Linked DNA regions of Homo sapiens: region 2 is linked to region 1. A link is an interaction called in ENCODE POLR2A ChIA-PET data of the cell type or tissue named here. Cell type or tissue: MCF 10A. All regions are shown on one strand. Each heading gives the region's core, and the rest is flanking DNA. Links, peaks and the distances in the headings are about the cores only. Region 1 holds the start of LOC124905016 (a long non-coding RNA gene). Region 2 overlaps CLDN14-AS1 (CLDN14 antisense RNA 1).

Region 1 (5,370 bases), core at 73-5,072:
ACTTTTTAAAACACAAGGCAACAAACTCACCGCTGCCTCACAGCGGGTAATCTGCAGCACACATGTGCAAATGCTGCCCCTTATTTTTCCCCGTCAGAGTTTATTATGACACTTAGACTCAAAGCCACTCTGTCTTGCCACTAACGCCTACTTTCCCTGTCTTCCCATAGAGGAAGTTTAGGTAGCTGTGATGCTGTACAGTACCTTCCGCATTTCTAGACTTATATTTTATTCTTTTGCGATGGCACAGCACTTCCTCAGCCTTCCCTGACATTGTTACATGTTGCCCTCAACCCTGGAGTGTGGGCTTCACAAGGCGCTGGCCGACCTGAAATACTCGTCATACACCTGGGAAGCTGCAAGCAAGCCTTTGAACTCCAGTTTCTTCATCAGTAGAAGAGGCTGAGTGGCACTGAGTTTGGAGGATCCTAGGTTTGAAAAACAATGGTGGCAAGCATATAATAGGGGCTCACAAAGGAAACTGTTCTATTTGGGGGGTCTAAGAGCTAACAGTCTCAGAAGTGATGAAAAATGGCAGGAGGAGGTGAAGGCAGCTGAGTTCTGCAATAAACCACAGGAAAAGAAGGTAAGGATGTGGGGCCGACTCTCCCTTCAGAACACAGTCTACACCTTGAAATGTACATGATGCAGAGAACACTGCCATTCTTATGCATTTATCATCACAAACCAGAAAATCAAATAAAAGTAATCATACCATTAAAAATATAAAATAACATAGTATCGGGAGATGTTATTTTTCTAATTTTTAAACATATTTTATTGCACATACAAATGATCTGTTTAACAAACACCAAAGCTTATAGGGAAACCTGCTTGTTAAAGTCAGAGACAGAAGAAAAGGAAGAACGCCTTCGGGACACAGTCTTACTACAAATCCTCAACAGGTTTCAGTCCCCAAAGTTCTACTGGTAGAACTCAATATTCTTCAAAAGTCACACCCAGAACAGAACTGGCATGCTCTAATGAAATGAGATGTTAACTCCTCCTCCCCAGCGCCTTCTTCTAGAGAACTCCCAGAGGCCTTCCTGACCCTCAGCGCTACAGCAGATTGGGCGCAGAGTGGCTGTTCAGAGCTCCAGGCTCAACCTCCCACAGCGATCCTGTTCCCCGCAGCCCGCAGAGCCTCCCACACCTGAAGCGCACGTGGGCTGCCTGCTGGGTCAGCACTTGCTGCGTATGCCGGGCAGCCTGAGCACCAAGGAGGGGAACGCAGAGCCTCAGGCCGGCAGCGAAGCACACAGCTCTCCACGATAGCCTGTTCTGAATCCAGTCTGCGGTCTTCCTCCTAGTGCTTTTTCCTCCTGCTTCCCTGTCCCTGGAATAAGCTACCTGCACGGAAGCAGGAGACCTGTGAAAGAACCATCTCTCGGCAGCTGGGTGGGAAGGGGCCGCAACAGTGTATACAGGGGCTGGGCACGGTGGCTCATGCCTATGATCCCAGCACTCTGGGAGGCCGAGGTGGGTGGATCACTTGAGGTCAGGAGTTCAAGACCAGCCTGGGCAACATAGCGAAACCCGCCTCTACTAAAAATACAAAAATTAGGCCGGGCGTGGTGGCTCACACCTGTAATCGCAGCACTCTGGGAGACCAAGGCAGGTGGATCACCTGAGGTCGGGAGTTTGAGACCAGCCTGACCAACATGGTGAAATCCCATCTCTAATAAAAATACAAAAATTAGCCAGGTGTGGTGGTGCACATCTGTAATCCCAGCTACTTGGGAGGCTGAGGCAGGAGAATCACTTGAACCTGGGAGCCGGAGGTTGCAGTGAGCCAAGATCACGCCACTGCACTCCAGCCTGGACGACAGAGTATGACTCTGTCTCAAAAAAAGATAAAATAGAAAAAGCAAAAAACAAAAATTAACCAGGCGTGGTGGCACGCACCTGTAGTCCCAGCTACTCGGGAAGCTGAGGCAGGAGAATAGCTTGAACCTGGGAGGCAGAGGTTGCAGTGAGTTGAGACTGCACCACTGCACTCCAGCCTGGGCGACAGAGTGAGACGCCATCTAAAAAAAAAAAAAAAAGAAACCATGTACACAGGAAATGTGAAGATGGCATGAAAGCTGGGCTATCTCCAGATACATTCAAGCCCAAAGCTGACTCCTCTCTCCAAAAGGCAGCAGCTATACAACTCTGTCCCGGGCACTCAGAACAAAGAGGCAGAGTGCTGTGGCTGGCAGAGGCGGCAGGTGCTGGAAGCACACGACCCCCTCCAAAACACAACAAAGGTTCCGTAGTTGGAATGGTGCCTCCGCCATGGGGAGACAGAAGGTCCTCTGCAACTGCTCTGTAGGCGTCCTGCTCCCAGCCAGAAACCACTCCAACAGCTGCAAGACACTGCATCTTTTAAGGATGCACAAAATACCTTTACTGTCAACAGACAAGTACGTCCACGTCAGCCTGCAGAAGAAACAGGCTCTGGCTCTCGGGTTGAGGATGGTCCAGGGTTGTGAGCTCAGCTAGGACATGTGTGGCTGTAAAGAACAGACCATCAAGCCATACAGGTTTAAATGAAGCAATGTATTGCCTCACAAAACCAAAGGTCTACAGCAGTGGTTCTCAACTGGGGAAATTTTGCCCCCAGGGGACATTTGGCAATGTGTGGAAACATTTCTGGCTGTTACAACTTTGGGTGGAGGAGGGGGTGATACTGGCATCTACTGGACAGAAGTCAGGGAGGCCAGGATGGGAATAAGCATCCTACAGAGAGCTGGGCACAGTGGCGCGCACCTGTGATCCCAGCTACTCAGGAGGCGAAGGCGAGAGGATTGTGTGAGGCTGTAGTGAGCTATGACTGCATCTGTAAACAGCTCCTGCACTCTGGCCTGGGCAACATAGTGAGACCCTGCCTCTTAAACAAAAGAAAACATCCTACAGTGCACAGACCACCACCCACCCGCAGCCAGAATGTCTGCCATGCCACAGCATGCCAAGGCTGGGAAACCAGGGCTAAAGGAGCTCATTTCTGCATTTGGTTCCTGCAAGGGCTCAGTGACATCCCCAAAAGATCCAAGCATTCTGGTGCCTTACATGCTGTCAATGATGAATTGACTCTTCTTTTTTAGACAAGGTCTTGCTCTGTTGCCCAGGCTAGAGGACAGTTGTGCAAACATGGCTCACTGTGGCCTCAACCTTGTGGGCTCAAGCAATTCTCCTGCCTCAACCTCCCAACTAGCTGGGACCACAGGTACACACCGTCACACCTGGCTAACTTTAACTTTTTTTGTAGAGATGGGGTCTGGCTATGTTGCTCAGGCTGGTCTCAAACTCCTGGCCTCAAGCTGTCCTCCCGCCTCAGCCAAGTGCTGGGATTATAGATGTGAACCAGCACGCCCTGCCAGTGAATTGACTCTTAACCTATCTTTCCCTGTCGTGGCAGTGTGTGTTCCTTTTTGTCTCTTTGTATGAGAAAAAAACCTTTCCAGAAGCCACCCTGCAGCCTTCCCGCCATATCTCATTGGGCTAGAGCAGGTCATGTGCCCACCTCGAAATTAATCCCTGCCAAGGAAAGCAGGATTTTTAGGATGAAGTCCTAGAACAATAACATTTACTGCTGGGGCCCCCACCCTGCAGCGCATCACCACCTGATCCCCAAATATAACTGGGGTTCTCTATTGGCAAGAAAGAAGAGGGCAGAATGGTTATCGGTGGGTAACCAGTGCATCTGCCCCAATCTCAGAAATGGTGAGTCTGAACATGACCCCAGGTGCTCCAATTCCGGGCTCCTTCCTGCATTCCACAAATCGGAATTAGATTATCCTCCAACATATTTGCTTCCCAGGCACATCCTAGGCATTGGGAAAATCTAGCCTAAGTACAAGAATGACCCCCAAACACAAGAGTAATATATAAGGCAGAACTGTGATGCTTGGTAAAAAGCAATTCAATACTTTACATGTTGATCAGGTAATGAAATGACATGCCTTTCTTGCCATATAAAGATAAGTAGTTATTAAAGTTAGTAACCAAGGAATAAACTGATCCTTTATGACACAAGAAACAGAGGGAGGTCACAGGGTAGAGATGATGGTGAAACACTACAGACCCTTCCATTAAATGGAAGGTGAGTGCAGGCACTGGGCCCAGCCCACCCAAATCACGGCTCCCTTCTTCTTCAGTTAGGGCTGCAGCTGGGCCATGGCTGCCCAGTCTCCCTGGGAGGCATGGGTGGACATAACACGTGCCATCAGGACCTGGCTGGTTAAAACCTCAGTATGTGTGCTTCTCTGTGTCCTTCCCTTTTCCTGTGGGACAGAATGGCAATGAAAAGAGGAACTGTGAAAGCCACGTGTTCAAGAAGACAAGAGTCCTGGGCCGGGCGTGGTGGCTCATGCCTGTAATCCCAGCACTTTGGGAGGCTGAGGGGGGTGGATCACATGAGGTCAGGAGTTCATGACCAGCCTGGTCAACATGGTGAAACCCCGTCTCTACTAAAAATACAAAAATTAGCCGGGCGTGGTGGCACACGCCTGTAATCCCAGCTACTCGGGAGGCTGAGGCAGGAGAATTGCTTGAGCCTGGGAGACGGAGGTTGCAGTGAGCCAAGATCGTGCCACTGCACTCTAGCCTGACTGACAGAGCAAGACACTGTCTCAAAAAAAAAAAAAAGAAGACAGAGTCCTAGCTTGAGTTTCTGGAATGACCGTGTAGAAGAGAGCTGCCCACCCATCTGAATAACATGCTTAACTGATACATGAGTGAGGATAAACTTCAATTACATCGAGGACATTGATTTTGGACTTCTTTGTTATAGCAGCCAACATTACCGTGGTTAACACACTGATAGCAACATTGCTATTCAACACTGTTCCAGGAAATGCTAGCAAAATATTAGAAAAAAATACAAATCAGTATTGGTTGACGGTATACCTGTCTACCTGAGGAAAATAATCCCATTCACAATAGCAAAAACACATGTATAAAATACTTAATATACTTGAGGAACAGGAAGGTCTTATTTAAGAAGAACTCTTAAGGACATAAGTGAATACTTTTTTTTTTTTTTGAGACACAGTCTCACTCTGTCTGACAACCCAGGCTGGAATGCAGTGGCATAATCTCGGCTCATTGCAACCTCCGCCTCATGGGTTCAAGCGATTCTCATGCCTCAGTCTCTCAAGTAGCTGGGATTACAGGTGCACGCCACTATGCCCAGCTATTTTTTGTATTTTTAGTAGAGATGGGGTTTTGCCATGTTGGCCAGGCTGGTCTCGAACTCCTGACCTCAGGTGATCCCCCCGCCTCGGCCTCCCAGTATGCTGGGATTACAGGCATGAGCCACTGTGCCCAGCCACAATTTTTTTTCTTTTTTTGAGACCGAGTTTCACTCTTGCCCAGGCTGGAGCGCCG
Region 2 (5,370 bases), core at 78-5,077, 270 kb before region 1:
GCTACTTGGGAGGCTGAGGCAGGAGAATCACTTGAACCTGGGAGGCAGAGGTTGCAGTGAGCTGAGATCGTGCCACTGCACTCCAGCCTGGGCAACAAGAGCAAGACTCCATCTCAAAAAAAAAAAAAAAAAAAAAATTGAAGTAGATTTTCCAGAACTAAAAGGGGACCTGAATTTCCAAATTGAAAGGGCTTAAAAAGCATCAGATTGAATGAATGAACAAAGATCTACATTAAGAACTAAGATACATCCTGGCCAGGCGCAGTGGGCTCATGCCTGTAATCCCAGCACTTTGGGAGGCCAAGGCGGCAGATCACGAGGTCAGGAGATTGAGACCATCCTGGCTAACATGGTGAAACCCCATCTCTACTAAAAATACAAAAAATTAGCCGGGCGTGGTGGCAGGCGCCTGTAGTCCCAGCTACTCGGGAGGCTGAGGCAGGAGAATGGCGTGAATCCGGGAGGCAGAGCTTGCAGTGAGCCGAGATCGAGCCACTGCACTCCAGCCTGGGTGACAGAGCGAGACTCCATTTCAAAAAAAAAAAAAAACTAAGATACATCCTCATGAAATTTCTGAACATAAAAGAAAAAGGACCTGAAAAAACTCCAGAAGGAAGGATTACATCCAGATCATATAGAAGGAGTGACTGGCTCCTTCTTACCCAAAGCAGCCCCCACATCCCAGTGAGTCATTATCTCAGCACACTGTTCATTTCCCACACAGTTTTTCTCAGAATGTGTAAGTATTTTATTAATTGGAACACACGCTTTTCTGAATCTTCCATTAGACTCTAGGGTCTGAGTTCAGAGACTGTCCACGTCATTTGCTGTTGTATGTGCAGGACCAGACATAGCCCCAGCTAAATTTCAGGTCTGTGGTTTTTTTTGTTTTGTTTTGTTTTGTTTTTTTGAGACTGAGTCTCCCTCTGTCACCCAGGCTGGAGTGCAGCGGCACAATCTTGGCTCACTGCAACCTCCAACCTCCCAGGTTCAAGCAATTCTCACGCCTCAGCCTCCTGAGTAACTGGGATTACAGGCTTGCGCCACCACACCCGGCTAATTTTTGTATTTTTAGTAGAGTCGGGGTTTCACCATGTTGGCCAGGCTGGTCTCAAACTCCTAGCCTCAAGCAATCCACCCACCTCGGCCTCTCAAATGTTGGGATGACAGGCCTGAGCCACTGCTGACCCGGGTCTGTATTTTAATTGGAGGGGGATGCAGGGAAGGCAGGAGGCTGGAGTTGTTCCTTGGAAAGCTAGCAAACCAGCTTTGACTCCCACTAAGGTATAGAGCCTGATGCCTCAGCAAGCTCAACTGCCTGAGGGTGGAGGGGAAAGGGCACGAAAAGGGACAACCAGGGGCTGGCTCTGAGATAGACTTAAGTCTAGCACCACCTGGCAGCCTACACAACCCAAGAACATCCTTGGGAGAGGCCTCAGCCCAGAAGCTGCCTTTGGAGGTTGGGTTAACTACAAAATTAATCTGGTTTCCTAGAGCATGAAGTCTGGAGGAGGGAGAATGGAGCACAGAGATGAGGGCAATGGGACGAGAAGGAGACTTTGGGAGGCCCAGGAGCAGTGGGCTCCGTAGCTGCCCTGTCCATCTATAATAGACTCCACCCTCTTACAGGCTCAAGTTCACACTCTGATTAGCAGAGGACACTCTCATCAGACTCCTCTGCCTGACCCAAGAGCCACAGGTGGTAGCACAGACCTTCCTTCCCTCACAGGGCTGCTCCAGGTCACTGGTCTTACAGCAATGACTCTGATTCTGCTGGCAAGGGAGGGTCCAACGGCAGCTAAAGAACGACAGCTTCAGCCAAGCACAGTGGCTCATGCCTATAATCCCAGCACTTTGGGAGGCCAAGGCAGGTGGATTGCCTGGGCTCAGGAGTTCAAGACTAGCCTGGGCAACATAGTGAAACTCCATCTCTACTAAAACACAAAAAATTATCCGGGTGTGGTGGCATGCACCTGTAATCCCAGCTACTCGAGAGGCTGAGGCAGGAGAATCGCTTGAAGCAGGCAGGCAGAGGTTGCAGTGAGCCCAGATTGCGCCATTGCACTCCAGCCTGGGCGACAAAGCAGGACTCCATCTCAAAAAAAAAAAAAGGACAGCTTCACCCCATCTCTGTCTCCTCCTTCCCCCTCAGCCCCCGACAACGGCAAAGCACTGTTCCTCTTATTTAGTATTTCAGTGCAAAACAAGAGCAGCATGTGAGAGGGGTCAAGGCCTTCACAACAGGCACCTTGGAGTCCATGAGTGGTTCTATGGGAGACCTTCAAGTAGGTGAAACTGGAGAATTCAGAAAATGTGAAATGATGGACAGGAATCCTCAAAAAGCCACAGACAATGATGTCACCAACACATTTCAGAGAGTAGAGAGTCCTTCTAATTAAAATGCAATAATGACCCCACAATTCTACTCCTAGGAATATATCCAAAACAGGTGAAAGCAGGGACTCAACAAACACTTCTACACAAATGTTCATAGCAGCATTACCCACAATAGCCAAAAGGAAGAAACAACTCAAATGTCCATCAATAGACCAATGGAGGAACACAATATGGTCTAGCCATACAGAGATAGTATACTCGCCACATGCATTCTGATACATGCCGCAGTGTGGCTGGACCTCCAAGAAAACATTATGTTAAATGAAAAAAAAAAAAGATACAAAAGGCCACATATTATGTGACTGCATTTATATGAAGTTGCATAATGTCCAAGATTCATTCATGTTGTAGCACAGATCCGAACTACCTTTTTTGGTGGGCGTGGTGGCTCACGCCTGTAATCCCAGCACTTTGCGGGGCCGAGGCGGGTGGATCACCTGAGGTCAGCAGGTCGAGACCAGCCTGGCCAATATGGCGAAACCCCATCTCTACTAAAAATACAAAAAAAAAAATTAGCCAGGCGTGGTGGTGGGTGCCTGTAATCCCAGCTACTCAGGAGGCCGAGGCAGGAAAATTGGTTGAACCTGGGAGGCAGAGGTTGCAGTGAGCCGAGATCATGCCACTGCACTCCAGCCTGGGTGACAGAGCAAGACTCCATCTCAAAAACAGAGTTGTTTTTTTTTTTTTTTTTTTTGAGACAAGGTCTCACTATGTCACACAGGCTGGAGTGCAGTGGCGAGATATGGCTCACTGCAGCCTGGACCTCCCAGGCTCAAGCTATCCTCCCACCCCAGCCCCCCAGGTAGCTGGGACCACAGGCATGCACCATACACCTGGCTGATTTTTTAATTTTTTTTGTAGAGATGGGTTCTTTCTATGTTGCCCAGGCTAGTCTCAAACTCCCAGCCTTGAGTGATTCTCCTTCCTTGGCCTCCCAAAGTGCTGAGATTACCAACCTGAGCAACAGCACCTGGCCCATTTTTTTTAAATGGTTGAAGAATAGTCCAATGTACAGATGTCCCATGTGCCATGTGTGTGCCCCACTGTATCAGCCCAGTCCCATGGGTGGTTGCCAGGGGCTGCGAGGAGAGGAATAGACAGTGAATTCTAATGAAGTATGGCATTTTCTTTGGGGATGATTTAGACATTTTTCAAGAGTAAAATATTTTTCACTAGATAGACGTGGTGATTGTACAACATTGTGTATGTACTAAATGCTACTGAATTGTACACTTTTATGTATTTATTTAGTTTTGAGACCGAGTCTCCCTCTGTTGCCCAGGCTGGAGTCCAGTCATATGATGTTGGCTCACTGCAACCTCCACCTCCTGGGTTCAAGCGATCCTCCCACCTCAGCCTCCCAAGTAGCTGGGACTACAGGCGTGCACCACCACACCTAATTTTTTATATTTTTAGTAGAGACGTGGTTTCACCATGTTGGACGCCTGAATTGTACACTTTTAAATGGTTAATTTTATGTTATGTGAATTTCACCTCAATTTTTAAAACATGTAATAGGAGACGATTTCCCAAGCTGTGACCAGGGAGGAAGACGGGAGCTCCCAGCCCAAGGCTGCAGTCAGGAAGGAGGAGGCAGCAGCCATGTGGGAGGGACATGGACAGCCCTGCGCTCCTCTCTGACCACTCCCAGAGTGAGAGCGATCTCTAAGGGGTGGCACCCACTGAGGGGTAACCTAGGGGTAACCTACAGAGTAGCATCGAAGGAGGATTTTCCATTGTTTGCAATGGAGTACAAGATGCAACTCTCTGCCGTCTCCATACTAAACCTTCAGTAAAATTTGTGAAACCACGAATGCCTTTGGGCAACTGGAAATGTTCGGAGGGAAACTGCAGAAACATTGAGTTCCATGACTGGGCTGGCGCAGCATGGAGCAGACACATGTATTCTCAGGAGCAAAAGGACAAAGGGACGATGGATAACTGAGCTCCATGAGAAAGAAAACTCCATTTCATCTGAAAATATGAAGAGCTTCGGCCTCTTGTCATAAACATCAAAGACCACTGGCTGGGTGTAAGTGAGAAAGGCCACACCAGGGATGCACACAGACACGGGATTGGGAGCACGGTGAGGGGCGCCACAGGAAGAGAAGGAAGTTCCGAAGGGCTCCCTGCAACCCTGAAATCCCTGCTGGCCTAGAAGAGCCAAAGGCATGAGTGGGCTCATTCGGACACTCTTCCCGCTGCAGACCAGCGAGACAGGAGGAAGAGGCTCTTGGCCAAACAGCACGAAGCCCCCACGGCCCTGCGCTTTCTTATCTGCTGTTCCCTCTCCCTGGCATGCTCTTCCCCACAATCTCCAAATGGCTCCTTCCTTTCCTTCATTCAAGTTTCTCCTCAAATGTCGACTCCTCAGAGAGGCCCTCCCTTCTCAACCGGGGAGATCTGGAGACACACACATACTTCGCAGCTGCAGGCAAGCAGCGACTGTTGGATAAAAACAAGCGCTCACATACACAACAGAAGTCTCCAGGCCAGGCTGCAAGGCACAACTCCAGCTCAACTCCTCAGTGAAGTGACTGCCTCACACCAATGCAGAAAAACAAACTGAAATACAAAGGTTACCCCCACATGCACAGAACAGCCAGTTTCCCACGGAGTCAACACATTCAGAGAGAAGCCAAAGGGCCGGAGTTTCCAGAAACCACAGCCTCCGTCCTCCTCCCAAACGCTAAGGCAACCACTCAAACAACTAAAGATCTAAAGAGAGAAGAGACGGTGAGATGCCACTTTGCAGAGTAAATGCTAAGGGGATGATTCCAGCCGTGCTCAGGAAGACAGGAAAGGGAAATTTCTCCCATATTATTTTTGACAATGAAGATAAATATTTCTATCACCCACAAGCTTAGGCAACCTCTCCCTCTCTCCACCGCATCCCCAGGTAACTACCATATGGTTCCATTTACATAAAACTCTATATTTTGTCACTTCCTATGTTTATGTCTTTTCCTTACC

What was found. ChIA-PET counts read pairs that join two places held together with the same protein. Peaks named below come from ENCODE experiments on the same cell type or tissue, not always from the same donor. Only the 100,000 strongest peaks of a DNase experiment are listed, where the experiment ranks them.
Region 2: POLR2A ChIA-PET joins it to region 1 with 8 read pairs; 2 of 35 experiments call an interaction of 5 or more read pairs at or near these places.

What each region holds. Positions count from the first base shown.
Region 1 is chr21:36,180,542-36,185,911 of GRCh38, reverse strand. All of the region lies in intron 2 of DOP1B (DOP1 leucine zipper like protein B), which reads right to left. LOC124905016 (a long non-coding RNA gene) reads right to left here and starts at 1,948. Exons shown (of 2, transcript XR_007067855.1): 1 at 1,906-1,948; 2 at 755-1,350. In MCF 10A, for the core only: no CTCF peak of the experiment used is centred there; a DNase peak (open chromatin) is centred at 2,601.
Region 2 is chr21:36,446,072-36,451,441 of GRCh38, reverse strand. All of the region lies in intron 2 of CLDN14-AS1 (CLDN14 antisense RNA 1), which reads right to left. Among named protein-coding and RNA genes, the nearest start is that of CLDN14-AS1, 18 kb to the right of the region's middle. In MCF 10A, for the core only: no CTCF peak of the experiment used is centred there; no DNase peak of the experiment used is centred there.